6 separate regions of the Homo sapiens genome follow, and regions 2, 3, 4, 5 and 6 are each linked to region 1. Evidence: chromatin loops called from intact Hi-C (ENCODE). Cell type or tissue: PC-9. All regions are shown on one strand.

Region 1 (5,000 bases):
CGGAAGAGGGTCCTGGTCGTTGCCGACGTGGTCGTACCTGGTCACGGGCCCCCCTTTCGAGTGTTAAGGGAAGCCTCGCAGCCCGAGACGGAGGGTGGAGGGAACAGCCAGCAGGAGCCGGTGGTCGGAGACGAGGAGCCCGCCCTGCACTAATCAGCCTCGAGAGGGACTGCACTCTTGTCAGGGAAGCCCTAACAGCGAAGAGCTGCTGGAGACAGAGTCAGAGCAGTCAAGGGTGGGAGCTTCCAGCCCTTCCAGGAGGCCAGTTTTCTAGTGAAGACAGAGTGCACCTGACACTGCCATCACATCGTCAGTATCACTGCCTGTCTCTGCCACCAAACTAAGATCAAAGGAGGGGCTCAGCTCCCTGTGCATTCTCCCTGGGCCTCAGTAAAATGGGAGAAGGTTCGTGGGAGGGGCCTCCAAAATAAAAATGGAAACTGCATTGAAAATCATAGTGCCCTAGTGTAAATGTGAAGCATTGACAATGATAATCGTGCAAACATGGTAATCTACAACTACAGCAGAGGCATACTTTGGCCAATTGCCCCTTTCTTATAGGATGGAGGTTGCTGAGAGAAGGTACAGGGCATAAAGATGACCCCTTAGTCACCTGACTTATGTATTTGTTCATATTTTTTTGTCACACAGGCTAGAGTGCAGTTGTGCAGTCATAGCTCACTGCAGCCTCCAGCTTAAGCCATCCACCTGCCTCAGCCTCCCAAGTAGCTGGGATGACAGGCAAGTGCCACTATGCCCCACTAATTTTTTTTTTTTTTTGAAACACGGTTTCACTCTGTCCCCACAGGCTGCAATGCAATAGCACAATCTTGTACTGCAGACTGCACTGCAACCTCTGCCTCCTGGGTTCAATTGGTTCTTGTGCCTCAGCCTTCCCAGCAGCTGGGATTACAGGCTCACACTACCATGTCCAGCTAATTTTTATATTTTTAGTAGAGAAAGGGTCTTACCATGTTGGCCACACTGGTCTCAAACTCCTGGCCTCAAGTGATCTGCCCATCTCAGCCTCCCAAAGTGCTGAGGTTACAGGTATGAACCACCATGCCTGGCTATCAGCTAATTTTTTTTTTTCATTTTTTTTCAGAAATGGTCTCACTGTGTTGCCCAGGCTGGTCTTGAACTCCTGACCTAAAAAGATCCTACCTTCTCAGGCCCTCTGCATTTTTTTTTGCTGGGATTACAGGCATGAGCCACTGTGCCCTTCCCCAAGTGTGATGATTTAATATCTGTTTTCTTTCAGCAGCCGGATTGCTCCCATGGGCATGGGATGGGGCCACACCTGCCTGGCTCTCCTATGCTTGGGACCTCCAGCACCTTGGACAACCTCTGGCACAGAGTAGGGCGGGGTGAAACAGCAACAGATGCCTGAAGTGAGATCCTAAGAGCTCACAGAGCAGACCAGTTCTACTTGCTCTAAGCACTTTCTGTACATTATTATTATTATTATTATTGACTGAGTCTTGCTCTGTAACCCAGGCTGGAGTGTAGTGGTGCAATCAAAACTCACTGTGACCTGGAACTCCTGGGCTTAAGTGATCCTTCCACTTCAGCCTTCAGCCTCCCAAACTGCTGGGGTTACAGGCGTGAGCCACCGTGCCCAGCCCCATCCATTAACTTATTTGTTCCTCATCGCAGCTCTGAGCTAAGTACTATTATTATCTTTCTTTCTTTCTTTCCTTTCTCTCTCTCTCTCTGTCTCTTTCTTTCTTTCCACAGAGTCTCACTCTGTTGCCCAGGTTGGAGGAGTGCAGTGGCTCGATCTCGGTCAATGCAACCTCCGCCTCCTGGGTTCAAGCACTTCTCTGCCTCAGCCTTCCGAGTAGCTGGGATTACAGGTGCCTGCCACCGTGCCCAGCTACATTTTTTTTTTTTTTCTGAGACGGAGTTTCACTCTTGTTGCCCAGGCTGGAATACAGTGGCACAGTCTCAGCTCACTGCAACCTCCGCCTCCTGGGTTCAAGCGATTCTTGTGCCTCAGCCACCCGAGTAGCTGGGACTACAGGCGCACACCACCACATCTAGCTAAATTTTCTATTTTTAGTAGAGACAGGGTTTCACCATGTTGGCCAGGCTGGTCTCGAACTCCTGACCTCAGGCGATCCACCCACCTCAGCCTCCCAAAGTGCTGGGATTACAGGCGTGAGTCACTGCGCCTGGCTTTTTGTATTTTTTTTTTTAAGCGGAGATGGGGTTTTGCCATGTTGGCCAGGCTGGTTGAACTCCTGACCTCAGGTGATCCAGCTGCCTCAGCCTCCCAAAGTGCTAGGATTACAGATGTTGAGCTGCCACACCTGGCCTATTATTCCTTTTCACAAATAAGAAAATACTGAAGTGCTGAGTGGTTAAGTGACTTGACCTTAAGTCAACAGAGATGACATAAATAGTAATTAGTGGCTGGGTGAGGTGGCTCACACCTGTAATCCCAGAGCTTTGGGAAGCTGAGGTGGGAGGATTGCTTGAGCCCAGGAGTTTGAGGCCAGCCTGGGCAACATAGCAAAACCCCAACTCTAAAAAAAGAAAAAAAAAATTAGTTGGGCTTGGTGGAGCCCACCTGCAGCCCCAGCTACTTGGGAGGCTGAGGCAGAAGGATCACTTGAGCCCAGGAGTTGGAGGCTGCAGTGAAGCCATGATTGCATCACTGCACTCCAGCATGGGCAACAGGTCAAGACCCTGAAAGTTATTGGCAAAGAGTAACTGGCAGAGCAGAGATTCCAACCCAGGCAATCTCGCTACAGAGGTGGACTTTACCTCTTCATGGCATTCTGAGGCGGCTCCTGCAATGAATAATAGATTGATTTCCAATCGACCAATGCAAAAGGGACACGTGGTTTTTCTTTTCTAACCAAAGAGAGCATACGCATTAGACTGGAAAGACCAGAGTTTCCTAGTGCTAAGTTCTCAGGTTGAGGACTGAGTGCCACTGGAAATTTCCCGGACGAAAAGCTGCTTGGAGCCTCCAGGGACCGGCATCCGGTAAGAGAAGGCGCTGCAGGAGCCTCCAGCTTAGCCCCCCTACCTGGGTACTTCGCCCCGGCCCCACTACCTCCAGGCATCCGAGCGGCAGCTGTTAACTTTCGTGATCTTTGGCGCCCCCTTCTGCAGGCCCGCGGAGCAGCAGCCGTCTCGACTGCCGTCCCTCTCCCGGGAGCGCAGCAGCCTCTTTCTTTCCTTTTTCTTTTCTTTTCTTTTCTTTTCTTTTCTTTTCTTTTCTTTTCTTTTCTTTTCTTTTCTTTTCTTTTCTTTTCTTTTCTTTTCTTTTCTTTTTCTTTCTTTCTCTCTTTCTTTCTCTCTTTCTCTCTTTCCTTCTTTCCTTCTTTTTCTCTCCTTCCTTCCTTCCTTTCTTTCTTTCTTTCTCTCTCTCTTTCTCTCCCCGCTTCTCTCTTTCTTTCTTTTTTTCTTTTGAGACGGAGTCTCGCTCTGTTACCCAGGCTGGAATGCAGTGGCGCGATCTCGACTCGCTGCAAGCTCTGCCTTCCAGGTTCACGCCATTCTCCTGCCTCAGCATCCCGAGTAGCTGGGACTACAGGCGCCCGCCACCACACCCGGCTAATTTTTGTATTTTTAGTAGAGACGGGGTTTCACCGTGTTAGCCACGATGGTCTCGATCTCCTGATGTCGTGATTCGCCCGCCTCCGCCTCCCAAAGTGCTGGGATTACAGGCTTGAGCAACCGCGCCGGGCCCTTTTCTTTCCTTTTCCTTTTCTTTCTTTTCTTTCTTTCTTTGTTTCTTTGTTTCTTTCTTTCTTTCTTTCTTTCTTTCTTTCTTTCTTTCTTTCTTTCTTTTTCTTTCTTCTCTCTCTCTCTTCCTTCCTTCCTTTCTTTTTTTAGAGACAGAGTCTTGGGCCGGGCACAGTGGCTCATACCTGCAAGATTCCATCTCATAAATAAATAAATAAATAAATAAATAAATAAATAAAATTTATGTAGCCATGAGGTGTCACCGTGTTGCCCAGGCTGGTCTTGAACTTCCAGGCTAAAGCAATCCTTCCACCTCATACTCTAGAGTAGCTGGGACTACAGGTACACAACACTATGCCTGGCTAATTTTTTATTTTATTTTTTATAGAGATGGGGTCTCACTGTGTTGCCTGGGCTCAAGTGATTCTCTCGCCTTGGCCTCTCAAAGTACTGGGATTACAGGCATGAGCCATTGCGCCCAGCCTGGAAGGAGGTTTTGGTTCACCAAACATAATCCTCCTCTTGCTGGTAGGTCTCCAGCAGGTGCTCCACTTATACTGGCATATACGGTCTTATACTGGCTCTGACCCAAAGCCTAGTGTCTAAGCCACCACCAAACACATCTGCAGGTCCCTTCTTGTGTTTAAAACTATATGTCTGTGGCTGGGCGTGGTGGCTTACGCCTGTAATCCCAGCACTTTGGGAGGCTGAGGGGGGTGGGTCACTTGACGTCAGGAGTCCGAGACCAGCCTGGCCAGCATGGTGAAATCCTATCTCTACTAAAAATACAAAAATTAGCTCGGCGTGGTAGCATGCACCTATAATCCCAGTTACTCGGGAGGCTGAGGTAGGAGAATCGCTTGAACACGGGAAGTGGAGGTTGCAGTGAGTCGATTGTGCCACTGAACTCCAGCCTGGATGACAGAGGGAGACTCCATCTCAAAAAACAAACAAACAAAAAACAACTGTATGTCTGTGGGTTTTGCTAAATCCCACAGAGAATAACTCGCATCTCTGTCTCCTGATCCTCACTGGTGCACCTGCACACCCTCCCCTTGCCACCAGAGGGGAGTCTAGGCTTGCCTCCAACTCCCTGGTCTCCAGCTCTCCCTACCCCTGACAAACCCTTCCTTCTCTGTGCCTCAAAACCTGGAGTAAATCCCCCTTTCCCCTCCTATCTCCTCTGTTGGCAACCCTGCTTCTACCATCTCCATCCTAGACGTAGAACAAGGAGCTTGTTTACACACAGAAGAAAGAGAGGCGCTGAGTTAGGGAGTAGCTAATGAAAGTGGATCTCTGAG
Region 2 (5,000 bases), 84 kb after region 1:
CCAGGAGGAACTGCTGCTGGTGTAGTGGGAAAAGCCTGGCATTTGGAGTGAGGTGACATGAGTGCTAGTCCTCAACTCCATGTCAAGTTAGCGCTTTTACCCCTCCTCAGCCTCCATTTTCTCATCTTTATTTTTTAATTATTTTTATTTTTTGAGGTAGAGTCTCTCTTTGTCACCTAGGCTGGAGTGCAGTGGCATAGTCTCGGCTCACTGCAACCTCTGCCTCCTGGGCTCAAGCAATTCTCCTGCCTCAGACTCCCAAGTAGCTGGGATTACAGGCACGCGCCATCATGCCCGGCTAATTTTTTTTGTATTTTTAGTAGAGACGGGGTTTTGCCATGTTGGCCAGGCTAATCTCGAACACCTGACCTCAAGTGGCTCCACCTGGCTCAGCCTCCCTAAGTGCTGGGATTACAGGTGTGAGCCACTGCGTGGGGCCCATTTTCTCATCTTTAAAACAGAGCTGTTAGCCTGTAGTTCCAGCAACTCGGGAGGTGGAGACAGGAGGATCAATAGTCCAGGAGTTGGAGTCCAGCCTGGGTAACATAGTAAACACGTGTCTCTTAAAAAAAAATCAACAATTCAAAAATAAATAAAATGGACCTTTTACATAAAATATAAGGTAAAACCACCTTATAAATGGAAAAGGGCTATGTCTGAGTTCAGGCTACTGTAACAGAATTCCATAGACTGGTGTCTTACAAACAGCAGGTATGTATTTCTCACAGTTCTGGAGGCTGAAGTCCAAGGGTTGGGTTCTGGTGAGGGCCTTCTTCCAGCCTGTAGACTGCTGGCTTCTAGTTGTATCCTCACCTGGAGGAGAAACAGCAAGCTAGCCCTCTGGCCTGGGCTTAGAAGGGCATTCATCCATCCATGAGGGCTGCACCCCTATGACCCAATCACCTCCCAAAGGCCCCACTTCCAAACAGCATCACACTGGGGGAAGGATTTCAATATGTGGGTTTAGGGGGACACAGATATTCAGTCCATTACAGGCTGCGTATCTTCTGCTGTTATTCTTCTGTTCTCTTCTCTGCAGGGAAGGAAAAAGAACAGAATAGAACAGAACAGGGGAGTCTTGTGCTCAGAAGGAGAAACCAAACAATGATACCTTCAAACCAGAGACTAGAGAGCAAGGCCTCTGTTAAAATATTATTTCCTAACATCTCAGAAAAAATCCGTTTTCTGGTTTCCAAAACAAAGTCATTTAAGGGGCTCAGTCAGCAGGCCAAGAAGCGCTCTGCAGTCAGGCCTGATCCTGGTGCCCACACTGACTTCCCTCCCAGGAGGTGCCATAGGGGCCTGCTGTGCCCATATTTGTTCTTATGAGGCTGGGAAAGGAACTGGTTTTTTTATTTGCGAAGTGACAGGAGTGTGTAAAGGCCTTTTTGACTTTTAACCTCATTCTCTCTAGCAAGCAAGTAGCTACTCTTCCACCAGTGAGCGCGGGCTGGACCTCTTAGATTCTACAGAGCTGGATATTGAGGTGAGTGTCCCCAGAGCAGGAGTTATGTATCCTTCGGAAATGCTGGCAGGCAACCCGTGCACTCATCAAATTGACAGGCCATAGCCTGGGGGTGGCCCTCTGGGCTGTCTCTGGGGCTTTGAGGGTAACCCAGGGGAGGATGGTCTGCCCATTGGCCCGTTGCTGTGTCCTGTGTATTCCTTTCATCTTTCTCATTATAGGATTTCTGACAGGACTCTGGGCCCCTCCCCAGCTCCACTCCCTACCTCAAGAATGTGACCATTTGGAAAAGGCAAAGAGAAAAGGAGCAAAATGAAGCATTCCCCCAGGCTTCAGCCCTGGGCTCTGAGGGGAAAGAGTTGGGCATTGTTTTTCTAACCTAACCTTTCCCTCTGGGGTAGAGAAGCCGAGAGACCCTGTCCTCCCTAATGCACTGTGGCCCAGTCCCCTTGCCTTTTTCCTGTTCTGTTTGGAGTGGAGAAGGGCAGCACCTCTGTGTTTAATGGAAATAGCCCATAGTCTCCTGGATTTTTGGAACATCTTTCTCAGCCTATTTTGTGTCCTAATGATTCGCTCAATAAACATGTTTGAATCCACACGTTCCCAAGGTGTGGCTTGAGATCGTTAAACTGATGGAGGTCAGGTTCTTGGTCCGCCTTGTCCCATGGCCCAGCATATAGATGTCCCCACACCCTGCAGGTGCTTTGTCTACAGGCTCTCCAGGAAGTATTGCTTAGTAACTGAGAGGTGGGGTGAGGCAGTAGAGATGGGGAGAGTTTGACTGCCTGTGAGTAGTTTATCTAGTGGCCACAGCCTCTGCAGTAGTAAAAGTTGTGCTGACAGGTGGCAGAGTGGAGCAGGACCTTGTGAAGCTACCTGTCTCACCCATGTGAGCCAGGCCAGGCCATGTGTCCTGGCAGCCTTCACCCACGGGTTCTTTCCAAAGGAAATTTTATCCTCATCCCAAAGATACCTGTCATAATTTGGAATTTGATCAAATCACAGTATCTGAGAGTTAAAAGGAAACTAAGGAGTTACTCTAAATGTCCAACCCTAAAATCCAAGTGACAATGTCACCTTCACTCTTGCCTTCTCCAGCTAGTTCTTCACCAAATTCTGTCAAGACTTGGTGAAGAAAATTCTCTGGCCTATGTCCTCCACACATTGTCACCATCGTCTCTCACCTAGACTGCCACAGTGCAGCCTCAGGGCCAGCCTCTTGAAACTCAGACAGACTTGTTTGCTCTTGTTTTGCCTTGTGGAGCAGCACAGCACCTCTGTTCTCTCTTGTCCCTCTGACAAGCAGTATTTGAAGACGGCTGTTGTCATTTTGTACTTTCACTGTTTTCTTCTGTGGTTTAAGGAATGCTTCAGCCTCTCTCTTTAGATAAAATTTCCAGTTCTTCCCATCATGGGCACCTGCTTTAGTGACAGGTTCTCACTGTGGTCTCCTAGGTCAGACACAGCCATCCAGCTAGTGATGTGTGCAGAAAAAGCCGTGACTCCCTGCAATCAGGTCACTCATCCAAGACCACCTCGCCCCTTTCATTCTCCCTCCCCGCCCCCACCTGCCCCTCCCAGATGAAAGCTATAAGAAATTGGGTTGAGTCTCCTTTTGGAAAGGTAGCCCTCGGGGAGTCAGAGCTGGGGTGTGGGGGAAGGCTAACTCATTGAGCGATCTTTCGCCTGTATTCAGGTAGAATAGTTCTGGGGAAAGGAGCCTGTTTTGTGGGATGAGGGAACAGAGTGGGAGAACTGAGGAGAAGATGTGGAGGTCTCTCAAAATCCAGGAGGGGAAAGATTCCTGAATTATTTAAATACTAACCAAGCTAAGGGTGCTTCACAAGAGGATAAGAGCAGCTTGGGGGCTTTGCATCAATATGGACACCTGTGTACAGCCAGGCAGCCCAGTGCACTGGGTTGAGTCACAGCCTTAGAATCTGGGAGCTTGACACCATGCTCTCTAAAGCCTTTGACACTGTTTATTGAGAGGCTGGGTCTAGGTTGTCTCCTCTTGAATATGGGCTTTGTGATGCTTGACTAATAGAAGATGATAGAAATGATGCCATGCTAGTTAGTGGGCCCAGATTTTAAGGAAACTGGCAGTTTCCGTTTCCTGTCTCTTCCTGTACCTGGGTTCACACTTGGAACCCGGTCACCATTCTGTGAGCAAGGCCAGCAGCCAAAGGAAAAGGCCACGTGTAGGTGTTCCTGCCAGCAGTCCTCACCGAGGTCCCAGCCAACATCCATGTTGGCTGCCAGATTCAGTCCAGATGGGAGTCAGATGATTCCAACCTTCCCTGTTTTTCAGTTTTCCCAGCTGAGGTCCAGGGATCAGGGAGCAGAGACAGCCCATCTTTTCTGTGCACTTTCCAAATTCCTGATCGTGGAGCCCATGAGCATAGTAAGATGTAAAGCACTCAGTCTGGAGGGGTTTGTTATGTAGCCATAGCAACCGGAACAGGGCCTTAAGAGTCATAAGACTCCCAACTTTTGGACATTTGTATCAGTTTTTTAAAAAATTGTAAGTTATATAAACATATACTAATTCTTCTATATTATACACATTTAAAATGTAACATGAGTTGACGAAATAAGTGTTTTAAAATATTTCATTGGTTAACACTGCAAAATGCCTTTTTGCTCTTAAAAAAGGGCTTAGAGCAAAGTGAGAAACATTTTTTAAAATCATGGTTCAACATTTTCTGAAGTTCAGTTGAAAGTTCAGTTTAGGGCTGGGTGCGGTGGCTCAGGCCTGTAATCCCAGCACTTTGGGAGGCCAAGGCGGGCAGATCACGAGGTCAAGAGATTGAGACCATCCTGGCCAACATGGTGAAACCCCGTCTCTACTAAAAATACAACAAAATTAGCTGGGTGTGGTGGCATGAGCCTGTAGTCCCAGCTACTCGGGAGGCTGAGACAGGAGAATCGCTTGAATTTGGGAGATGGAGGTTGCAGTGAGCCGACCCAGCAAGACTCCGTTTCAAAAAAAAAAAAAAGTTCAATTTATTCTGATACTTTTAATGACCTTCATAACTGCCAGGAGTACCTCTCAAAAACAGGCAAATCAAGTGGATTAGGTGCCTCTTTGCAGTTACCGCTTTTTAAATAGATCCAAACCCGCTGAAAATCTTCATCTAGAAGACTTGTGAACAGGTCAGAGGATGATTTCCCGGCACAGACAACAGTGCTCTCATGAGGACAGGCATTGTCTGGGAGCACAAAACCTGAAGTGTGTGAGCTGCAGTGTGTGGTGATGGGCTGGGGGTTTGCCTCTCTTCCCTCACAATACTGATCGTATTCCAAGGGAATCATGACTTACAATGTTTTTATCTACACTTGATCTTGGCCAAAAGGCCAAGAAGCGATACTGTCTTTTTGTCTTAAAAGGTTAGAATGTTTCTTTATTTCTACTGCACAACATCTGTGGATACTTTTTTGTGCACGCCCTCACCCTGACAGGCTCAGCTGTGAAGGGTTCATGCCAGCAAGCCCCCTGCTGGCCGTCCAGGACAGCCCAGGGCTCTGGCTTCTC
Region 3 (5,000 bases), 220 kb before region 1:
ACGTGTTTATCTATGTGTGTGTATTTGTATGTGAAAGCAAGGGAAATCTGGAAGGATGTATACCCAAGTATTAACATTGGTGACTTCCAAGGAAAAAGAATGGCTTACGAATTTGGAGGTGGGGTACTAGAAATTTTATGCATTTTTGCTTTAATTTCTACAAGTGGCATATGCCATTTTTGTAATTTAAAAACCCGAGTAAGTTATTAAAAAATAAAGCAAGTCAATCAACATTGACAAATTGGGCTGAGGGGCAGCACCCGATAGTAGGATGTCAGCTGCGAGTGCAGAGATGGAAGCAGAAATGTTAGAGAAACACACAAGAGAAAAACCCACAGGAACTGATGATCAAATGGCTGCAGGAGGAAAGGGTCCAGATTTAGCCCCTCAGTTGTGGTTTAAGTAACTGGATGGACTGCAGGTTATTTATCAAATTAGAAAATATAGGAAGAAGAGCAGTGTGTAAATGGGAGGAAGGAAAATAAATTTCACCTAAATAAATTGAGTCTGAGATGCCTGTGGGACATCCAAGTGGATATGTTAGCAATTAGAGTTGGGAAGGAGATCTATGCTGCAGAAGCAGATTTCGGGATTAAAGCACAGGTGGCAGTTGGAGCCTTGGGTGAGCGTAAAATCACCCAGTAAGATTCTATAGAGTAAGAGGATCAAGGCTAGAACTGGCAACAACTACATTTAAGCAGTATGTAGAAAATAAAAATCCTGCAAAGAAGCTAAGGTGAGCAGTTGGTGAAAAACCAAGAGAGAATGGTTTCTCCTATGCCAAAGGAAGAGACCATTTAAATTACAAAACTAGTGAATAGTGTCAAATGCTGGAGGGTGGCCTGGGCAACTTTCTGTAAGTCTCACTATATGTCAAAATAAACAAAAAATTAAAAAAATTAAAAATAAATTTAAAAAACTAAAAGAAAAGAAATGATTAGAACTAAAAAATAATCTGTACAACTTTTTAAATTCTTCCCCAGAAAACTAACAATTACTAATAGGTATAACTTTTCATCCAATCATTTACAAGTGACAATGGTTAAAATCAAGTTAAATAACTGACAAGGTTGATAACATCAAAGTTGGCAAGGGTATGGAGCAACTGGAACTCTTACACAACATTAGCAGGCGAATGAAATGCTACCACCATTTTGGAAGAAGGTTCAGTGTAAAACTAAACATACATTAATCCTAGGGTACAGCAATTCTACTCCTAGACCCTGGAAAAATGAAAACATGTACCCATAAATAGACCTGTACAAGAATATTCATCGCAGCTTTATTCACAATAGCTAGAAGCTGGAAACAGTCCAGGTATTCATTGATAGGAAGGTGGATAAATAATGGCAAAAACCGCAATTACATTTGCACCAACCTATACAAAAATGGATAAATCTCAAAATCAATATGCTGAGCAAAAGGATCCATACAGACAATGGAATTCCATTTATATGAAGTTCTGGAACAGGCAAAACCTAATTTGTGTTTGAAAAAAAATCAGAACGGTGGTTGCCCTGGTAGGGGAAGGGTGCAGAGAATAACTGGGAAAGGGCATGAAAGAATTCTCTGGATGGTAATATCCTTTATCTTGAGAAGGGCATTTGTCAAAGCTCAGCAAATGTACAACTAAGATTTGTGTTTTTCATGGTATTAAATTTTACCTCAAAAAATACCATAGGCCAGGCACGGTGGCTCACGCCTGTAACCCCAGCATTTTGGGAGGCCAAGGCAGGTGGACAGCTTGAGGCCAAGAGTTCGAGACCAGCCTGGGCAACATGGTGAAACCCTGTCTCTACTAAAATACAAAAGAAATAGCCAGGTGTGGTGGCACAAGCCTGTAATCCAGCTACTTGGGAGGCTGAGGCATGAGAATCGCTTGAACCCAGAGGCAAAGGTTTCAGTGAGCCGAGATCACACCACTGCACTCCAGCCTGGGTAACAGAATGAGACTCTACATATTAAAAAAAAAAAATAATACCATAAACAAATGTTAAATCTGGTTAATGATATACATGCTGAAGTATTTTGTTTGCAATTGAATTTTAAAAGCATCAAAAGGAAATAAGAATTGATGTATTCAGAGAGATACAGACAAATGGACAGCTATGTGATAAAAGAGTCAAATGTTAATGGTAGAATCTACATGTGGGTACACTGGTGTTACTACAAAATTCTTCCAACTTTGATGTATGCTTGAAATTTTCATGGTAAAATGAAATAGGAAAACAAAATTAAATTATAAAAGGGATTCATACAGTTCTGTTAAATGGCACAATACCATCTGTGCTATTCTGTTTCTACCATGATGTTTCCTAACATTATATCATCTATTTACTATCTCTAGTAGTTAACTTTAATAGGCATGTAACCCTGCTACTCTCTCATGTAATTTCACTTTATTCAATTATAACTGCCGCTTTGTGGTCACTGTCAAATTTGATGTATATGAGGTTTGTAATGAGATATATATTAGTTCCTTCAAATAGGACCAAGTTTTTGAAAGTTTTCACTTTGCTTGATAATGAAAAATATAATAATCTACTAAATAGAGATTTTCTATGTCTTAAAAAGCCTTAACAAGTCAGTATGCATGAATTCTCTCATATGGTTCTACTACTCAAGACTCTACCCAAGTTTTTTTCAATCTGGCCACAGTTGGAATCTAAACTGGGAGGTGAGTTAACTTGACAGCCTTGGTGGAAGTTAGAAAACACTTTCCCTGCAACAACAGAAACTGCCAGGAGGTGGCAGGAGCGCAACACCAAGCATTTCAATCTGGGTTAGAAATACCAGAAATTTTAAAAATCACTCTCTCAGCTAGGTGCGGTGGCTCACGCCTGTAATCCCAGCACTTTGGGAGGCCAAGGCGGGCAGATTACGAGGTCAGGAGTTCCAGAGCAGCCTGACCAACATGGTGAAACCCCGTCTTTACTAAAAATACAAAAAAAAATTAGCCGGGCATGGTGGCACACGCCTGTAATCCCAGCTACTCAGGAAGCTGAGGCAGGAAAATCGCTTGAACCCGGGAGGTGGAGGTTGCAGTGAGCTGGGATCGCGCCACTGCACTCCAGCCTGGGCAACACAGTGAGACTCCATCTCAAATAAATAAATAAATAAATAAATAAAAATAATAATTTTTTTAAAAATCACTTTCTCTTAATTTAGCACCAGAAAATTATACGTATATGAAAACACAAGTGTAATAAAAGAGCATACTTTTATAGAATGAAGACATTTACTGACTTGTGATCATGTAGCTCAAACAACATTAAACTTCCAAAGATCTTAGTTTCACTCTAGACCTTCAAACCAGCTGTGCATCTGTGAGCAAGTCAGCCTTGCTTATTTCCTGGATCAAGGCTTCCTTAACTATAAAATGAAGACAACTGGACCAAATGTCTCTTAAATACCATCCCAGCTCTTGAGTTCTATGAATTTCAGTCACTGTAACTTCTGCAATTGATCCAAGCTGGTAGGTGTACTTTGGAAATATACCTCAAATCTACCTACATGCCAAACCCCACTGCCACCGCTAGTTGAAGCCACCATCATCTTTTGTCTGACAACTACAATAACCTCCCGACTGCCCTCCCTACTTACAGTCATGTCCTTCTCTCATACAATATCCACAACGCAGCCACAGTGGCACGATCATAGCTCACTGCAGCCTCGAACTCCTGAGTGCAAGTGATCCTCTAGTCTCGGCCTCCCGAATAGCTGGGACTACAGATGTGCATCACTACATCCAGCTAATTTTTGTATTTTTTGTAGAGATGGGATCTCACAGTTGCCTAGGCTGGTCTTGAACTCCCGGACTCAAGCAATCCTCCTGCCTCAGCCTCCCAAAGTGCCAGGATTATAGGCATAAGCCACCACACCTGGCCTTGGAATAACTTTTCTAAAAACTAATCAGATATTGTCACTCTCCTGCTCAAGATTCTTCACTGGCTTTCCTCTTCACCAAGAAAATCTGAACACTTCATTGTGGCCCAACATAAGCTGACCGCTGCCTACATCTCGTTTCACATCGCATGCCACCTTTCCCCTTGCTCTTGGTCCTCCAGGTGCAGAGACCTTCTTCCTACCCCATAAACATATCCAGCTCTCCCCCGCCTCAGGGCCTCTTCCCACAGTTCCTCAGATGGCAGACTCTGCATCCAGCAAGTTTCAGCTGCAATGTCACCTCCTAAGAGAAGACTGCTCCCTTCTCTGGCATAGCACTTTTTCTTTTTTTCTTTTTTTCTTTTTTTTTTCTTGAGACGGAGTCTTGCTCTGTCACCCAGGCTGAAGTGCAGTGACATGATCTCGGCTCACTGCAACCTCCGCCTCCCGGATTCAAGCAATTCTCCTGCCTCAGCCTCCCAACTAGCTGGGATTACAGGTGCCCACCGCCGCACCTAGCTGATTTTTGTATTTTTAGTAAAGACAGGGTTTCACCATGTTGGCCAGGCTGGTCTCAAACTCCTGACCTCAAGGGATCCTCGCGTCTCAGCCTCCCAAAGTGCTGGGATTACAGGCGTGAGCCACTGCGCCTGGCCTAGGATAGCACTTTCTTTTTCTTTCCCAGCATGCCATCACCATCTGTGATTATTTCATTTATTTGTCTGTCTGCTATCTACCTCCCACCCTCAGCCCAACTGGACTGTGAGCTCCATGGAAAGCCTTTACCTGTCTTGTTCACCACTGGATTCCCAGTGCTGCATCTGGTGCCGTGCCACAGCATCTGACACAAAGCCAGTGCTCAATAAACATCTTAAATTAATTAACAGAATGGAGGGATTAGCTCCTAGAGTCAGGCATGAAGGAAAAAAGAGCTGCACTTGGAGGCCTTTTCCATGCAAACAATTTGCATCCGGAGATTTATGAAGCTATTTCTCTTTCTCTTTTCTCTTTTTCTCCCCTCACCATAACGGGTATAGGATGGGGATATTTTCCATGGATTTAGGGAACTTCCAGCTATCCAACTTTTAAAACACAGTCCATCCATCTGAGTATAT
Region 4 (5,000 bases), 280 kb after region 1:
TTTTCACTTGAAATTACACATTAGGCTTATCTGACTTTTTATGGAGATTAACTAATTATAATCTCTATTTCCAGTTTGTTTCTAATTCAACAAATAAGGGAAATTTGGAGGGGAAATTTTCACTGTTTTTTACTCTCTATCCTACCCCCACCAACAGAATTTGAGCATAAAAACTGACTCCACAGAAAAGAGAGGTTAGGGCACTTATATCTGAAACCTGAAGTGAAATATAGAGGTAGGATGGCCCCTAGCACAAACCATCTTTGTCTGGACTGAGAAAGAATCCCCCTTGTCCAAGAGTAGGGAAAGGAATGGGTGTGGTCTGAACACCCTCCCACCTGAATGCTGATCTGTTCTGCCTCTTGAGCCATCATCAGGGCCACCCCCAGTTTCTGGCTGCAGTCATTTCTGCGCTTTTTCTGAAATAGAAGATTAGAGCCAATGATAAATATTGACTTAAAGATTAGAGTCATGACCAGGTGCGGTGGCTCACACCTGTAATCCCAGCACTTTGGGAGGCCGAGTCAGGTAGATCACGAGGTCAGGAGTTCAACACCAGCCTGGCCAAGATGGTGAAACCCCGTCTCTAATAAAAATACAAAAATTAGTTGGACATGGTGGTGGGCGCCTGTAACCCCAGCTCCTCGGGAGGGTGAGGCAGAGAACTGCTTGAACCCAGGAGGCAGAGGTTGCAGTGAGCCGAGATTACACTACTGAACTCCAGCCTGGGGGACAGAGCGAGACTCCATCTCAAAAAGAAAAAAAAAAGAAAAAGATTAGAGTCACTAATAAATATTAGAGAAGTGACCCCAGCATACTGCTACCCATCTGACATTCTCTTCGACTACAGTATTTATTTCCAGTTCCTAGTATTGATACGATACTCCTATTCTTAATATTTAGGGATCGGACATAACACCCCCCTTCCGTCTAATAGACGTCTTACCAATTCCTAACTAGGTATATGTATATGTTTGGAGACAGTCTCACTCTGTCACCCAGGCTGGAGTGCAGTGGTGCAATCTCAGCTCACTGCATCCTCCACCTCCCTGGTTCAAGCAATTCTTGTGCCTCAGCCTCCTGCTGGGACTACAGGCACACACCACCATGCCCAGCAAATTTTTTGTATTTTAGTAGAGACGGGGTTTCACCATGTTGCCAGGTGGTCTCAAACTCCTGAGCTCAGGCGATCTGCCCACCTCGGCCTCCCAAAGTGCTGGGATTACAGGTGTGAGCCAGCACACCTGGCCCTAGCAATATTTTCAACCAACATTTTGGTGTCCTCTCCAAAGTGAATCCCATGGAAATTTGAAAACAGGATTATAGGAGCCCAGGTGATTTCACTTTGAAGCTTCTGACAAGTTCCTTTAGATCCAGCTGTTTGATTTAATACTCATTGCTTGATTTTCTAAGGCCCCTGAGCCATTGAGCCTCTGCTCAATTGCAAGGCTGGTCAAACCCAAAGTGACTACAGGGAGGAAATATGATGGTGCTAACCCAATGGTTCTCAACCGGGTAGACTGTGCCCCCCAGAAGGCACCTGGCAATGGCTGGAGATAATTTTTTGGTTGTCACAACCATGGGCAGGGTGGAGGTGGGGGCTGCTGCTGGTTAGATGCCGCTGGAGCCTGGGGATGTTGCTAAACATCCCACGATGCACAGGACAGCCCTCCACAACCAAAAATTATCTCGCCCGAAATGCCAATAGTGCTGAGACTGAGAAATCCTGAGTTAATCTGTGCCCTCATTTCTGCCACACCTGCTTTGGCTAAACTGTAGAAAAAACCTCATCTTCAGAATGGCCCCCAATCTGTAGGCAGGGAAGGGGACTGAAAAAAAAAATTGCCCTGCTGCAGTCCTGGGAGCAAGAAGAGTCCTTCATGAATTACCTCACCCTTGGCACACCTGGTCAGACACAGAACTTTCTCCCGACATGGCTTACCCTGGGAGAAAATGAGGTTTAAGAAAAGGAAGATTTTGTTTTCTCTGTATCACAACAGAACCCCAAGATGTGCTCACCATGACTGATAGCTCCAGGGACAGCTCCTGGAAGTTCTTTAGCATGTTGACTGGGATCCATGCACGAGAAACTGTTTCTCCAAAAAACGTCACATGGTACTTAGACTGAAATAAAAGATGATCCTGTTACGGACTCCTGTCCTGCTCCCTGCTTTTCTCCTCTAGCCAGAACAGATCGGGAGAATGGGAATTCACCCAGAAGGAGGTGCTGGGCCTCACATACTCCTTTCAAAGCCTGACTCATCTACCCTACCCTCGTTGCAATTGTTCTTCCATTCTAACCTCAGGAATCCTAGCCAAAGCGTATTTATCAAAACCACTAATGCCCTGACAGTGGATAAATATTTAATTAGATACAAGTTTGTTTCTATTATATGTGTGAGCACTTATCTCTGTGTTTGTCATCCTAGTTAAGTGTCTGTTTTCACTTGTGTCTGCTGGCTATGTCCATGTCTCTTATCTGTACGTCTGTGAGGATGGATTTGTTCATTACTTTGGCCTGAGCTCCTTCTTACCCTGAACCAGGAAACTCACCGGCAGGGAATCAAGATGGGAAGTAAAAAGAAAATATTCCCCTAAGTCAGGATCAGATTCTATCATGCCTGGCCACCTGGAGAAGATAGTTGGGTGTAGGGGACAGAAGAGAAGGGGTTAGATGAACAGAACACAACCTCATCAATGTACATGCACAGAGAAGAGCAGTATGATTTTTTTTCTGAGACAAGGTCTCACTCTGTCACCCAGGCTGGAGTGCAGTGTTACAACCATGGCTCACTGCAGCTTTGATCTGTCAGGCGCAAGTGATCCTCCCACCTCAGCCTCCTGAGGAGCTGGGACTACAGGCACATGCCACCACACCCAGCTGTTTATTTTATTTTTTGCAGAGATGGGGTCTCACTATATAGCCAGGACTGATCTCAAACTCCTGGGTTCAAGCAATCCTCCTACCTCAACCTCCCAAAGTGCTGGGATTACAAGCGTGAGTCACTGCGCTCAGCCAGCAGTATGCTTTGCAAAAAAAGGATCCAAAAAATAGATTCCCCTTCCATCATCCCCCTCTAGTGGTCACTACTGAATGACTCGTGAGAAAGTGACTTCCATCGATGCACACAGGAGCTCAGAATATACCTAGTGAAGGTATCTTACCCTTCTGAGCCATCCACAATCCTAAGAACAAAATCTTCGACTAGAGACATCTCCAAAGAAGAAACTATCCCACTTTTCCTTGTTCCCTTTACTTTGTCTCTCTCAATCTCAATATTTTTATTTATTTTTGAGATGGGGACTCACTCTGTCGCCCAGACTGGAGTGCAGTGGTGCAATCTTGGTTCACTGCAACCTCTGCCTCCCGGATTCAAGTGATTCTTCTGCCTCAGCGTCCTGAGTAGCTGGGACTACAGGCACGCGCCACCACGTCTGGCTAATTTTTCTATTTTTAGTAGGGATGGGATTTCACCATGTTGGCCAGGCTGGTCTCAAACTTGTGGTCTCAGGTGATCTGCCCGCCTTGGCCTCCCAAAGTGCTGGGATTACAGGTGTGAGCCACTGCGCCTGGCCAATCTCAATATTTTTAAATGCCTCAGATCCACCCTCTTCTTTCTACCAGTTGGGGTAGCACTATCAGACCCTTTTTTCCAGGGAGCTATCACCTCCATGCTGAAACCTCCAGAAAATACACTCTTTCAAAGCCTCCAGGCTTGGTACTTTATCTTTTCTCTCACCCCATGCTCTTTCTAAGGCCAGAACCATTTCAATTACAGATGTTTTCCATTTGCTTCCACCCCTGCTTGAATCTACCTCTCCCAAGTTTGTGAAGGATGCTCTGACTGTGTCATAATGCCCTACCAGGGGTAACCGTATTGCTTGGCCCAGATGATGGATCCTGGGATGTAGGAGGCATAGGCCACATCACTCTCAAGCCCTGTCCAGGTCTCCTCAGGAATATCACAGCGATTATACTGCACATCTGCTGAAAGAGAGAAGGAATGAAGGGACAGGAAGAGACTCTTTAAGAGAAAGAGCTGGATGAGAGCTGGGGAGAGAACAAGAAGGAAATTGGTATATGCAGCAGGTGGGACCAAAGGGGCACCTGGGAGATCAGCACAGAGGAAGAATAAAGACCCATGGAGGAAATGCAGCTGGAACCAGCTGAAATGCAGCTGGAACCAGCTGAAATGCAGCTGGAGGCAGTAGGAATGGTGCCTCCTCATACTCCAGGAAGAGATTCCACACTCCTGCTTGCATGCCCGCGTGTCTGACTGTGCTCCTGTCTATGGAGCACCATAAGAATAATTTCTCTGAGACTCTGTTTTCTCATCTGTAAAATAATTGGGCTGGACAAGATCATCATCATCTCTTCCAACTAGTTCCAAACAGCCTAGAATTCTAAGCGCACCAGATCTCTCTCGTCTGTTTTCCCCGATATATCCTATATCCCTCCCTATCCACCAACCCAATACCAATATTTTAATCAGGATTGACAGGGGCAGACCAATGCTCATGTATTTAGATTCCAGGCCCCTCCCCAACAAGATCACTTTACAGGGCATCTTCCTCCAGCCTTTTCTGCCCAGATTCATCTCCATATGAGAGGCAGATCCTTCCTCTCTCCCAAGCACTACAAGGACACTGAGTGCTAACTATATTTACGTAGTATTTAATCTAAAGGATAAGTGCAGAGAAAGAAAGGGAGGAACAATAAAACATGAATGAAAACATTTCCAGTCTTTTCTACCTGTGTTCTGATCACAGGACCAATTATCTGGGAGAACTGAGGGGTCAATGTTCCCACACAGCCGCCTCCATTTCCCACAGTTTGGGAAGGAACACTGGACCCAGACCAGACATTGACCTGTGAGAGGAAAAAAATGAAATAAGAGACTTAAAAATATGCTCTTCCTTCTTTAATCCAACTAAAATCAGGATAACCCTCCCAACTCCCAGAATGACATAGCCAGAGAGACATTAGAGATCAACCAGCC
Region 5 (5,000 bases), 220 kb after region 1:
CACCACACCCGGCTAATGTTTATTTTTTGTAAAGGCAGGGTCTCACTATGTTGCCCAGGCTGGTCTCAAACTCCTGGGCTCAAGTGATCCACCCACCTCAGCCTCCGGAAGTACTGGGATTATAGTCATGAGCCACCACATCCAGCCAGCACCACAGGATTAAGCAGACATGATGAGTCTTTGACACAGGGGCAAACCAGGACCCAGAGAGGTGACTTGGGACAGGGCTGTCTCTTCAGTCCTTACCACACCGTGGACGAGATCAACCTTAAGACAGCACCCTGGGCTCTCACTGGACCCTGGATTCTGGCTCACAGCACACAAAGCAAACTGATCCCTGGAAAGGGTCACTTGTTGCTGCCTAGCAGCATTCTGGTAGGTTGGCATCCTCAAAGTGACATAAGCAGTGAAGCAATTCAGAGCAACATTTATTTATCAAGACAGGGTCTCACTCTGTCACCCAGACTGGAGTGCAGTGGTGTAATCACAGTTCACTGCAACTTCTGCCTCCTGGGCTTAAGCGATCCTTCAACCTCAGCCTCCCAAATAGTTGAAACTACAGGTGCCCACCACCACTCCTGGCTAATTCTTTCTTTCTTGCTTGCTTGCTTGCTTGCTTGCTTGCTTGCTTGCTTGCTTGCTTGCTTTCTTTCTTTCTTTCTTTCTTTCTTTCTTTCTTTCTTTCTCTTTCTTTTTCTTTCTTTCTTTCTTCTTCTTTCTTTCTCTCTCTTTTTCTCTGTCTCTCTCTCTCTCCCTCCCTCCCTCTCTCTCTCTTTTTCTTTCTTTCTTTCTTTTTTTTTTTTTTTTGTAGCGATAGGGTCTCACCATGTTGCCCAGGCTGGTCTTGAACTCCTGGACTCATCCTAAAGTGCTGGCCTCTCATTCCCTGTCTGTGCACACCTCACGGCAAGGGCCAGCCTGTTTCCTCCCGGTCACCTCCAAATCTTGCTGCTTTTAATTCAACTCAGAGGTATGCACTTGAGGTAGGAGGGCAGGGGAAGTGGGGATGGCAGGACATGGATGGCCCTTGAGGCATTGGCTCTGGGTGTCATGGGCTGTGAGAGTCAAGAAGGGCAGTGGCCTGCCTGACTTGGGTTCGAAAGGGTCACTCTGGCCACTGCGGTGAGAACTGAAACTAGCCAGGCCAATTCTCCATTGTTCCTGCTCTTCCAGGTAGGAGAATATTAGATTAGGTCTGGAGTCAGAAGGTAGCAGGGGCTGGGGGTTGCAGGGGGATGTTGAGAAGAAGTGGTCCTTTGGTCAGGGTGGGAAGCCAACAGGATTTCCTGGTGCATTGGAGGTGAAAGGGAAGAGGCGCTGGTGGTTGTGCTTTGGGCCTGAGCAGCCAGAAGCCGTTGCCATCACCTATGACAAGGGAGACAGCGCCTGGGGCAGAGCCCAGTATGGGGTGCATTCAGGGTAGATCAGGAGGTATGAGTGGGCAGTGGGCGAGCCAGGCTGGGGGTTGTGGGGGAGGCCTGGGTTGCAGGTTTAAGCGTGGGACCCACGTCAGATTGGTGGTGGGTCATGCATGCTGGGGTGGCTCTCAGGTCCTCCCTGCTGGCTTCCCACTCCCAGGGGCTTTCTCCTCCCAGATTCCTTAGCTGGGTGAGGGGCAGGACAGAGCCCTTTCCTAGGGAAGCCCGGCACCCCCTGCTGTCCAGGGAAGGGGAGTCCTTCTAGCCCCTGACAGCTTCTCTGCCCCTCCCCTGGCCTCCCCAGGCCTAGCCAGGGTTGAGTTCTCACCCACCTGTGCCGCCCTGCCTTGTTACCTGGAAGCACAGCCTTGGGGACTGAGCAGGCCCTCACTGTCACTTTAAGAAGGGAATCAGCCACTTTGTGCTCACCACCTCTGGGGAAGGTGTGAGAGGAGAGAAGGAAGTGGCTGTTTGGCTGCTGACAACATGAAGACTTCCTGCGATGAGAACAGAGGCACAGGTGCCGGCCCTGCAGCCCCCAGAACCCGGACTGGAGGGGGCCATGGGGCGCCGGACCCTGGCCCTGCCCTGGGTGCTGCTGACCCTGCGTGTCACTGCAGGTGAGTGCCGGCACCAGAGAGGGGCAGGGGCTGCAGGGAGGGTGATGTAGGACGACAGCCCACCCACCTTGCTGCTGTTCCACAGGGACCCCGGAGGTGTGAGTACAAGTTCGGATGGAGGCCACCGAGCTCTCGTCCTTCACCATCCGTTGTGGGTTCCTGGAGTCTGGCTCCATCTCCCTGGTGACTGTGAGCAGGGGGGGCCCCGATGGTGCTGGGGGGACCACGCTGGCTGTGTTGCACCCGGAACTTGGCATCCAGCAATGGGCCCCTGCTCGCCAGGCCCGCTGGGAAACCCAGAGCAGCATCTCTCTCATCCTGGAAGGCTCTGGGGCCAGCAGCCCCTGCGCCAACACCACCTTCTGCTGCAAGTTTGCGTCCTTCCCTGAGGGCTCCTGGGAGGCCTGTGGGAGCCTCCCGCCCAGCTCAGACCCAGGTGGGGCCGGGGTGAGGGGTCCAGGAGGGCAGGGAGGGGCTCGGGAACTGGCCATCCATCTGATTCTTGCCTCTGTGCCCAGGGCTCTCTGTCCCGCCGACTCCTGCCCCCATTCTGCGGGCAGACCTGGCCGGGATCTTGGGGGTCTCAGGAGTCCTTCTCTTTGACTGTGGCTACCTCCTTCATCTGCTGTGCCGACAGAAGCACCGGTGAGACCTGGGCCCTGTCCACGTCCCCCTGACACTGGGCTGGCCACATGCCGTGCAGAGCTCTGACCATCCTTGCTCTCTCCCAGCCCTGCCCCTAGGCTCCAGCCATCCCACACCAGCTCCTAGGCACTGAGAGCACGAGCATGGGTGAGGAGGGGGGCTGCTTTGGGGATGAGGTGGCAGGGGTAGGGGGGGCCAGGGCTGGGCCCAAGCTGTACAGACTCACTTGATCCTCCTTCCCCCGCGCAGGCACCCAGCCAGGCCTCCCAGGCTGCTCTCCACGTCCCTTATGCCACTATCAACACCAGCTGCTGCCCAGCTACTTTGGACACAGCTCACCCCCGACAGGGGGCCGTCCTGGTGGGCATCACTCCCCACCCACACCGCACACTGGCCCCAGGGCCCTGCTGCCTGGGCCTCCACATCCATCCCTGCACATGGCAGCTTTGTCTCTGTTGAGAATGGACTCTACGCTTAGGCTGGGCAGAGGCCTCCCTGCACTGGTCCTGGCCTCACTCTTTTCCCTGACCCTTGGGGCCCAGGGCCATGGAGGGACCCTTAGGAGTTCAATGAGAGAGACCATGAGGCCACTGGGCTTTCCCCTTCCCAGGCCTCCTGGGTGCCACCCCCTTACGTTATTCTTGGGCCTCTAATAAGTGTCCCACAGGTGCCTGGCCAGGCCCACCTGCTGCAGATGTGGTCTGTGTGTGTGCATGTGTGGGTGTGTGTGGGCACAGGTGTGAGTGTGTGAGCAACAGTACCCCATTCCAGTCGTTTCCTGCTGTGACTAAGTCAGCAACACAGTTCCTCTGACATGGGCCTTGGCTGTGCTTCTTTGGGGGTGAAGAGATTGGGGAGGAAGTCTCCACCCCTGGGAGGCAGAAGCCAGGTGAGAACCAGAGTGGGTTGGGGCCTCCTTGCAGGGCTGGGTTTGGCCCAGGGAGAGGGCAGTGTCCCAGTCTTAGAGATCTGTCCTGGCTTCTTGGGGTGGCGGGGGGTTGGGGGAGCTTCCTGAGGGACACCTGTGGCTTCCTAGACAGAATTGGGGGATCCCAGCGGGATGGTCCCTGCTGCAATCCCACCATGTCCTAGGACAGCAGCAAGGGTTCCTGGGGCTTCAGCCTGAGAAAAGTCCCTGTGATTTGACCTGGCGTCCCTCTGCCGGGCTCCCTGCTGTGGCCTGGGCTAGAGTCCTGATGCCCTCCTTCCACAGCTGGCATCAGGCAGGGCTGGAAAGTAGGAGGACTTGCCTGAAATCTGGCTGGATTTCAGAGCCTTGCTCTGTCACCCAGGCTGGAGTGCATTGGCACGATCTTGGCTTACTTCAACCTCCACCTCCCGGGTTCTAGTGATTCTCCTGCGTCAGCCTCCCGAGTAGCTGGGACTACGGATGTGCACCATCGTGTCCGCTAATTTTTGTATTTTTTTTTTTTTTTTCAGTAGAGACGGGTTTCACCATGTTTGGCTGGGCTGGTCTCGAACTCCTGACCTCAGGTGATCCACCCACCTTGGCCTCCCAAAGTGCTGAGATTACAGACTTGAGCCACGGTGCCCCGCCTGAATAGGAGCTTCTTAATCAAAATTTCAGCATGGCTCTGGGTCAAAATTGACCAGCTGATTTAATAAGTTGATGTAAAAATTTTACAGTCAGCTACCCCTGGGAGGGGGAGTCTCTCCCTAGTCAGTGAGGCACCAGATGCCAGAGCATTGGCAATGTACAAGGGGCTCAGCCCTGTGGCTCATATGTGTAATCCCAGCACACTGAGAGGATGCCTTGAGCCTGGGAGATTGAGGCCAGCCTGGGTAACAGTGACACCACGTCTCTGCAAAAAAGAAAATTAGGGGAGAACTGTGGTGCGTGCCTATAGTCCCACCTACAGGCAGAGCGAGACCATGTCCCCCACTAAAAAGAGGCCAAGAATGCAGGAAATATAGATAATATGGGCCCTGTGATGGGTGGAGGCCAAATAGATCAATACAGAATTGAAGAAGACACAGAGCACTTGTATTTCCCTTCAGGCATAGCGCGCTGGCTAGGACTCCAGTACCGTGAAGGGAGGCAGTGAGAGCAGACATCTGTGCCTCATTCCTGATCTCAAGGGGAAAGCAAGAACAAGGTGGGTGCCAAGGAGGGGCAAGGGGCTGGGGCAGGCATAGACGTGGCTGGTGAGGAAAGGAGGATAGTTGTTGGGGGAAGGTGGGGACATACAAGCAGCAGTTCTCAAAATGGGCAGGGTCCTGGCCCCCTCCCTGCCTCTGCTGAACACTGCATCCCATGCCTCTCCCATGGCCACCTGCTGGGCTAACGGGCTGGATT
Region 6 (5,000 bases), 140 kb before region 1:
GCAGGACGATTGCTTGAGCCCAACAGTTGGAAGCTGCAGTGAGCTATGATCACACCATTGTACTCCAGCCTGGGCAACAGAGGTCTTTAAAAACAAAAAATCAATAACGTGTAATAATCTTTTTTTAAAACTCCCTAACAGGATGTGTGGCAGGTTCCTGAGGTGGTGGCTGCTGGCGGAGGAGAGCTGGCACTCCACCCCCGTGGGGCGCCTCCTGTTTCCCGTGCTCCTGGGATTCCGCCTTGTGCTGCTGGCTGCCAGTGGGCCTGGAGTCTATGGCGATGAGCAGAGTGAATTCGTGTGTCACACCCAGCAGCCGGGCTGCAAGGCTGCCTGCTTCGATGCCTTCCACCCGCTCTCCCCGCTGCGTTTCTGGGTCTTCCAGGTCATCTTGGTGGCTGTACCTAGCGTCCTCTACATGGGTTTCACTCTGTATCACGTGATCTGGCACTGGGAAGAATCATGAAAGGGGACGGAGGAAGAGGACACCCTGATCCAGGGAGGGGAGAGCAGCAGAGATACCCCAGGGGCTGGAAGCCTCAGGCTGCTCTGAGCTTATGTGGCTCAGCTGGGAGCTCAGCTGGTCCTGGAGGGGACAGCGCCGGGGTTGCAGTACCACCTGTATGGGTTCCAGATGCCCAGCTCCTTTGCATGTGGCCAAGAGCCTTGCCCGTATAGATTAACTTGCACCTTTTCCCACCCCTCGGAGAAGATCATCTTTCTAAAAGCCATGTTTGGGGTCAGTGGGTTCCGTCTCTTGTTCACTCTTTTGGAGATTGTGCTTCTGGGTCTGGGAAGACTGTGTAAGCCCCTGCGGAACTTCCTGGGTGGGGCCTCTTCCTCCAGCCACGCCCTGGCCCTGAGCAGCAAAAGGAACCTCCAGCAGACACTGTGAGCCATCCATCGGCCTGGTCAGCCTTGTTCCATTTCAGAGACCATGTTCCCCACAGCCCCAGTGACTAGGGGTGACATCTCCTGACCTCCCCCACCTGTGGATATGGCCAAGTCGAGGTACCGGTTAACCAAAGATGCTGAAGGAGTGAAGAACCAGCCATCCCCTAATACGCAGGATGGTTATATTGATTATGTCAAACTGAAAACTTTGGAGAAACTCCTCTCTCAGAAAGCGATAACTGGGCCAGACACGGTGGCTCATGCCTGTAATCCCAGCATTTTGGGAGGCCTAGGCAGGTGGATCACTTGAGGTCAGGAGTTCAAGACCAGCCAGGCCAACATGGTGAAACCCGTGTCTACTAAAACTACAAAAATTCTGGGCATGGTGGTGGGCGTCTGTAATCCCAGCTACTTGAGAGGCTGAGGCAGGAGAATTGCTTGAACCTGGGAGGTGGAGGTTGCAAAGAGCCGAGATCATGCCACTGCACTCCAGCCTGGGTGACTCCGTCTCAAAAAAAAAAAAAAAAAAAAAAAGTGCTGGTGTTCCTTAGGACTGTGTTGCGGGCCCTCTCTCTCCCCATTCCACACCCTCACTCTCCCTGGATAACTTTCCCTTTGTCTATAGCTCCAGCCACCACGTCCTTGCGGATGACTTCCCAGTGCAGATCCCCAGTCTGGGCTACCTCTCGAGTTCAGGCTTGAAATCCTGTCGTTCGGCCAGGCACGGTGGCTCACGCTGTAATATCAGCCCTCTGGGGGTCGAGGCGGGCAGATCACCTGAGGTCAAGTGTCTGAGACCAGTCTGGCCAACATGGTGAAACCCCGTCTCTACTAAAAATACAAAAAATTACAGGCATGCATGGTGGTGCGTGCCTATAATCCCAACTACTTGGGAGGCTGAGACAGGAGAATCGCTTGAACCCTGGAGGCAGAGGTTGCAGTGAGCCGAGATCGCACCACTGCACTCCAGCTTGGGCGACAGAGACTCTGGTCAGATGCCTCCTAGGCTCAGGCACCTGCTCTGGGAGCAGTGGGCTCCTCTGCATCCTTGAGCACCTAATCTTTATGTGCAGGATCATAAAACACACCGTGCGGATCAGTGTCAGATTTCCTTCTTAAGCTAATAGAACAGAATGCAGCTTTCAGGATTCAGGAAAGATTTTTCTGCACAGGCAAGTCAGTTGCAGTCGCGTGTTATTGCCACCAGAGGACACAATGATCCTGCTAACATGATGAAAGACTCTCCCAGCGGATTTAATAACAATCTTAGCAATTTTTTATTTATTTTTTTTTTCTTGCTCCGTCGCCAGGCTGGAGTGCAGTGGTGCCATCTCGGCTCACTGTAACCTCCGCCTCCCGCCTCCTGGGTTCAAGCGATTCTCCTGCCTCAGTCTGCCGAGTAGCTGGGATTACAGGCGCGCACCAACATGCCCGGCTAATTTTTGTATTTTTAGTAGAGACGGGGTTTCACCATATAGACCAGGCTGGTGGGTGATCCGCCCATCTTGGCCTCCCAACGTGCTAGGATTACAGGGGTGAGCCACCGCGCCTGGCCTTAATCTACTTTTTATATCTGTGGTTTTGCCTTTCCTGGTCATTCCATCTATGTTGAATACTACAATACGTGGCCTTCTGTGCAAGGGCAATTGGTTCCATGCTTAGTCCCACCAGATGATAGATGTTAACCAATATTTACTGATAAGTTGGGGCCTCTCCGACAAGGAGACCAATGAGGCTGTCTCCTTCAAAAGCATCTCAGCTCTGTCTTGGAGCTTTGAGTTGAGAGTTTTTTTTTCAAGCCAGATTTTACGTCGTTCCCAGACACATTCACAAGCCTTGCTGGACCAAAGAAAAAAAACGAGTTAGCCTGGGCACAGCGGCTCACACCTGTAATACCAACACTTTGGGAGGCCAAGATGGGTGGATGGCTTGATGCCAGGAGTTCGAGACCAGCCTGGTCAACATAGCGAGACCCCCCATCTCTAAAAAATAAAATAAAGTACATATACCAGCAATGATGTATAACCGAAAAATAAATAAATAAACAAGTTAATATTGAAATGTCATGTTTGCCCCCAACCCAAATAAGCACTATAACCTCTTGTTATTCACTTCTCATGCAACCAGTCTTCTGTTCTCTGTGAGTCTTTAGGAAATGAGGAGCATGATCTTCTAGCAGTAAAACACCTGTAGAGAATTGCCTTATGTTTTTTGTTTGTTTATTTGTTTGTGTGCTTTGGTTTGGTTTGCTTTTTTTTTTTTTTTTTTTTTTTTTTTGAGATGGAGTCTCGCCCTGTTGCCCAGGCTGGAGTGTAGTGGCGAAATCTCGGCTCACTGCAACCTCCACCTCCCTGGTTCAAGCAATTCCCCTGTCTCAGCCTCCCGAGTAGCTGAGATTACAGGTGCACACCACCACGCCCGGCTAATTTTTTTGTATTTTTAGTAGAGATGGGGTTTCACCATGTTGGCCAGACTGGTCTCGAACTTCTGACCTCAGGCAATCCGCCTGCCTCAGCCTCCCAAAGCGCTGGGATTACAGGCATGAGCCACTGCGCCCCGCCTCCATGTTAATCACTCTTTCTGATTTCAAATAACTCATTATCCCCATGACCTTATGGATTTGTTTTTCCTCTTCATCCACAAAATTCTCCAGAGAAGTCTCCCTTGTTATCTCTTGGCTGTGCTTTCTATCTCACCAGTTATCTTTCTCCAAAGAGCTTCCTCTGCAAAGAAGCTTTGTATATGAAGACCATGTGGGGGCTGAATCAAGACCAAGTTTCACAACCTAAAAGTAGTTCACAAAGCTTCCTTGCCTCTATTCTCTGCAAATCTGTAAACTCTTCAGCTGACCCAATTTCTCTCTTTAGCCTTCAGAGATTATTTTATTTTATTTTATTTCATTTCATTTCATTTCATTTTGACAGAATCTAGCTCTGTCGCCCAGGCTGGAGTGCAGTGGCACCATCTTTGCTCACTGCAACCTCCCCCTCACAGGTTCAAGCAACTGTCCTGCCTCAGCCTCCCGAGTAGCTGGGATTACAGGCGTGAGCCACCACGCCCAGCTGATTTTTTTTTGTATTTTTAGTAGAGACAGGGTTTTGCCATGTTGGTCAGGCTGGTCTGGAACTCCTGATCTCAAATGATCCGCCTGCCTTCACCTCCCAAAGTGCTGGGATTACAGGCGGGAGCCACCACACCAGCCAATTCTATTTTTAATTTTATTGAAGAAGCGCTGTACTATTTCTCACGGGGGCTGCACCATGTTATGTTCCCACCAGCAATGCACAAAGATTCCAATTTGTCCACATCCTCACCAAACACCTGCTATTTTGTTTTGTTTTGTTGGTGGTGGTGGTGGTTTTTTGTGTTTGTTTGTTTGTTTGTTTTTAGTACAGGGAGAGTATCCCTAATCCAAATATCTGAGCTCCAAAAGTTACAAAACCAGAACTTGAGGGCCATCATGGCACTTAGAGAAAATGCTCATTAGAGCATTTCAGACTTAGGATTTTGGGATTAGGGCTGCTCAACCAGTAAAGCAAATATTCCAAAGTCAAAAAAAAATTCTGAAATCTGAAACATTTCCGGTCCCAAGCATTTCAGATAAGGGATATTTAAACTGTAGCCATCCCGACGAGTGTGAGGCGTCTTCTCAAAAGTCTTGCACACTATTTTGTCTGCTTTGATCTGTCATGTGTTTCCTACCACTTTGAAAGCATAACGAATTTTATCCGTATTCATTTATGATGAGAGGCAGTCCAGGCAGTGCAAAGGGCACAAATCGTGGTCCCACAAGTCCTGGCTTCTGACCCGGATCACTGTGAGACCCTGAGCAAGCAAGAACTTGCTCCAGGCCTCAGTTTCCTTGGTCTCTGGGGGAAGCCAGGATGATAATCAGCCATGCTCCAACCCCTCAGCTGAAACTCAGGCCTGGATGCATTGTAAATGGATTTCCTCTTCCACAGGTGAGCCGCTGAATTCGATTCCTTCTTCCTTCCTTCCTTCCTTCTTTCCTTCCTTCCTTTCTTCCTTCCTCTCTTCCTTCCTTCCCTCTCTCCCTCCTCCCTCCCTCTGTCCTTCCTCCCTCTCTCCTTCCCTCTCTTCTTTCC

Evidence for each region. Peaks named below come from ENCODE experiments on the same cell type or tissue, not always from the same donor. Only the 100,000 strongest peaks of a DNase experiment are listed, where the experiment ranks them.
Region 2: a loop joins it to region 1, with 11 times the contacts of the local background. A loop is called at or near these places in 90 of 110 quality-filtered maps.
Region 3: it touches region 1 in a loop (27-fold over the local background); 22 of 110 quality-filtered maps call a loop at or near these places.
Region 4: it touches region 1 in a loop (12-fold over the local background); 21 of 110 quality-filtered maps call a loop at or near these places.
Region 5: a loop joins it to region 1, with 4 times the contacts of the local background. A loop is called at or near these places in 29 of 110 quality-filtered maps.
Region 6: a loop joins it to region 1, with 36 times the contacts of the local background. A loop is called at or near these places in 52 of 110 quality-filtered maps.

What each region holds. Positions count from the first base shown.
Region 1 is chr7:100,128,044-100,133,043 of GRCh38, forward strand. It overlaps MBLAC1 (metallo-beta-lactamase domain containing 1), which reads left to right. Exons shown (of 2, transcript NM_203397.3): 2 at 1-452. The coding sequence ends at 153. Among named protein-coding and RNA genes, the nearest start is that of MBLAC1, 3.6 kb to the left of the region's middle. In PC-9, CTCF peaks have their summits at 3,080 (motif pointing left), 3,279, 4,749 (motif pointing right) and 4,950; DNase peaks (open chromatin) are centred at 2,348 and 4,760; H3K4me3 peaks cover 156 bases; H3K27ac peaks cover 743 bases.
Region 2 is chr7:100,212,321-100,217,320 of GRCh38, forward strand. It overlaps STAG3 (STAG3 cohesin complex component), which reads left to right. Exons shown (of 34, transcript NM_001282717.2): 33 at 1,415-1,486; 34 at 1,687-2,061. The coding sequence ends at 1,695. It also overlaps the pseudogene CASTOR3P. Among named protein-coding and RNA genes, the nearest start is that of PVRIG, 5.1 kb to the right of the region's middle. In PC-9, CTCF peaks have their summits at 2,310 and 4,804; a DNase peak (open chromatin) is centred at 2,181; H3K27ac peaks cover 888 bases.
Region 3 is chr7:99,910,569-99,915,568 of GRCh38, forward strand. The region is part of intron 1 of TRIM4 (tripartite motif containing 4); the gene reads right to left. Among named protein-coding and RNA genes, the nearest start is that of TRIM4, 6.5 kb to the right of the region's middle. In PC-9, CTCF peaks have their summits at 2,760 (motif pointing right) and 2,960; no DNase peak of the experiment used is centred here.
Region 4 is chr7:100,404,675-100,409,674 of GRCh38, forward strand. It overlaps ZCWPW1 (zinc finger CW-type and PWWP domain containing 1), which reads right to left. Exons shown (of 18, transcript NM_001386010.1): 9 at 4,754-4,870; 10 at 3,865-3,985; 11 at 2,554-2,629; 12 at 2,020-2,124; 13 at 339-419. Among named protein-coding and RNA genes, the nearest start is that of ZCWPW1, 22 kb to the right of the region's middle. In PC-9, CTCF peaks have their summits at 3,089 (motif pointing left) and 3,288; a DNase peak (open chromatin) is centred at 3,077.
Region 5 is chr7:100,350,441-100,355,440 of GRCh38, forward strand. STAG3L5P-PVRIG2P-PILRB (STAG3L5P-PVRIG2P-PILRB readthrough) reads left to right here. Exons shown (of 17, transcript NR_036570.1): 6 at 812-970; 7 at 1,822-2,038; 8 at 2,124-2,474; 9 at 2,557-2,683; 10 at 2,770-2,830; 11 at 2,933-3,043; 12 at 4,703-4,800. It also overlaps the pseudogene PVRIG2P. Among named protein-coding and RNA genes, the nearest start is that of MIR6840, 3.7 kb to the right of the region's middle. In PC-9, no CTCF peak of the experiment used is centred here; no DNase peak of the experiment used is centred here.
Region 6 is chr7:99,992,255-99,997,254 of GRCh38, forward strand. LOC105375423 (a long non-coding RNA gene) reads left to right here and starts at 4,821. Exons shown (of 3, transcript NR_159960.1): 1 at 4,821-4,856. It also overlaps the pseudogene LOC100128334. RefSeq lists an enhancer at 1,822-2,323. In PC-9, a CTCF peak has its summit at 2,122 (motif pointing right); a DNase peak (open chromatin) is centred at 2,087; H3K27me3 peaks cover 1,648 bases.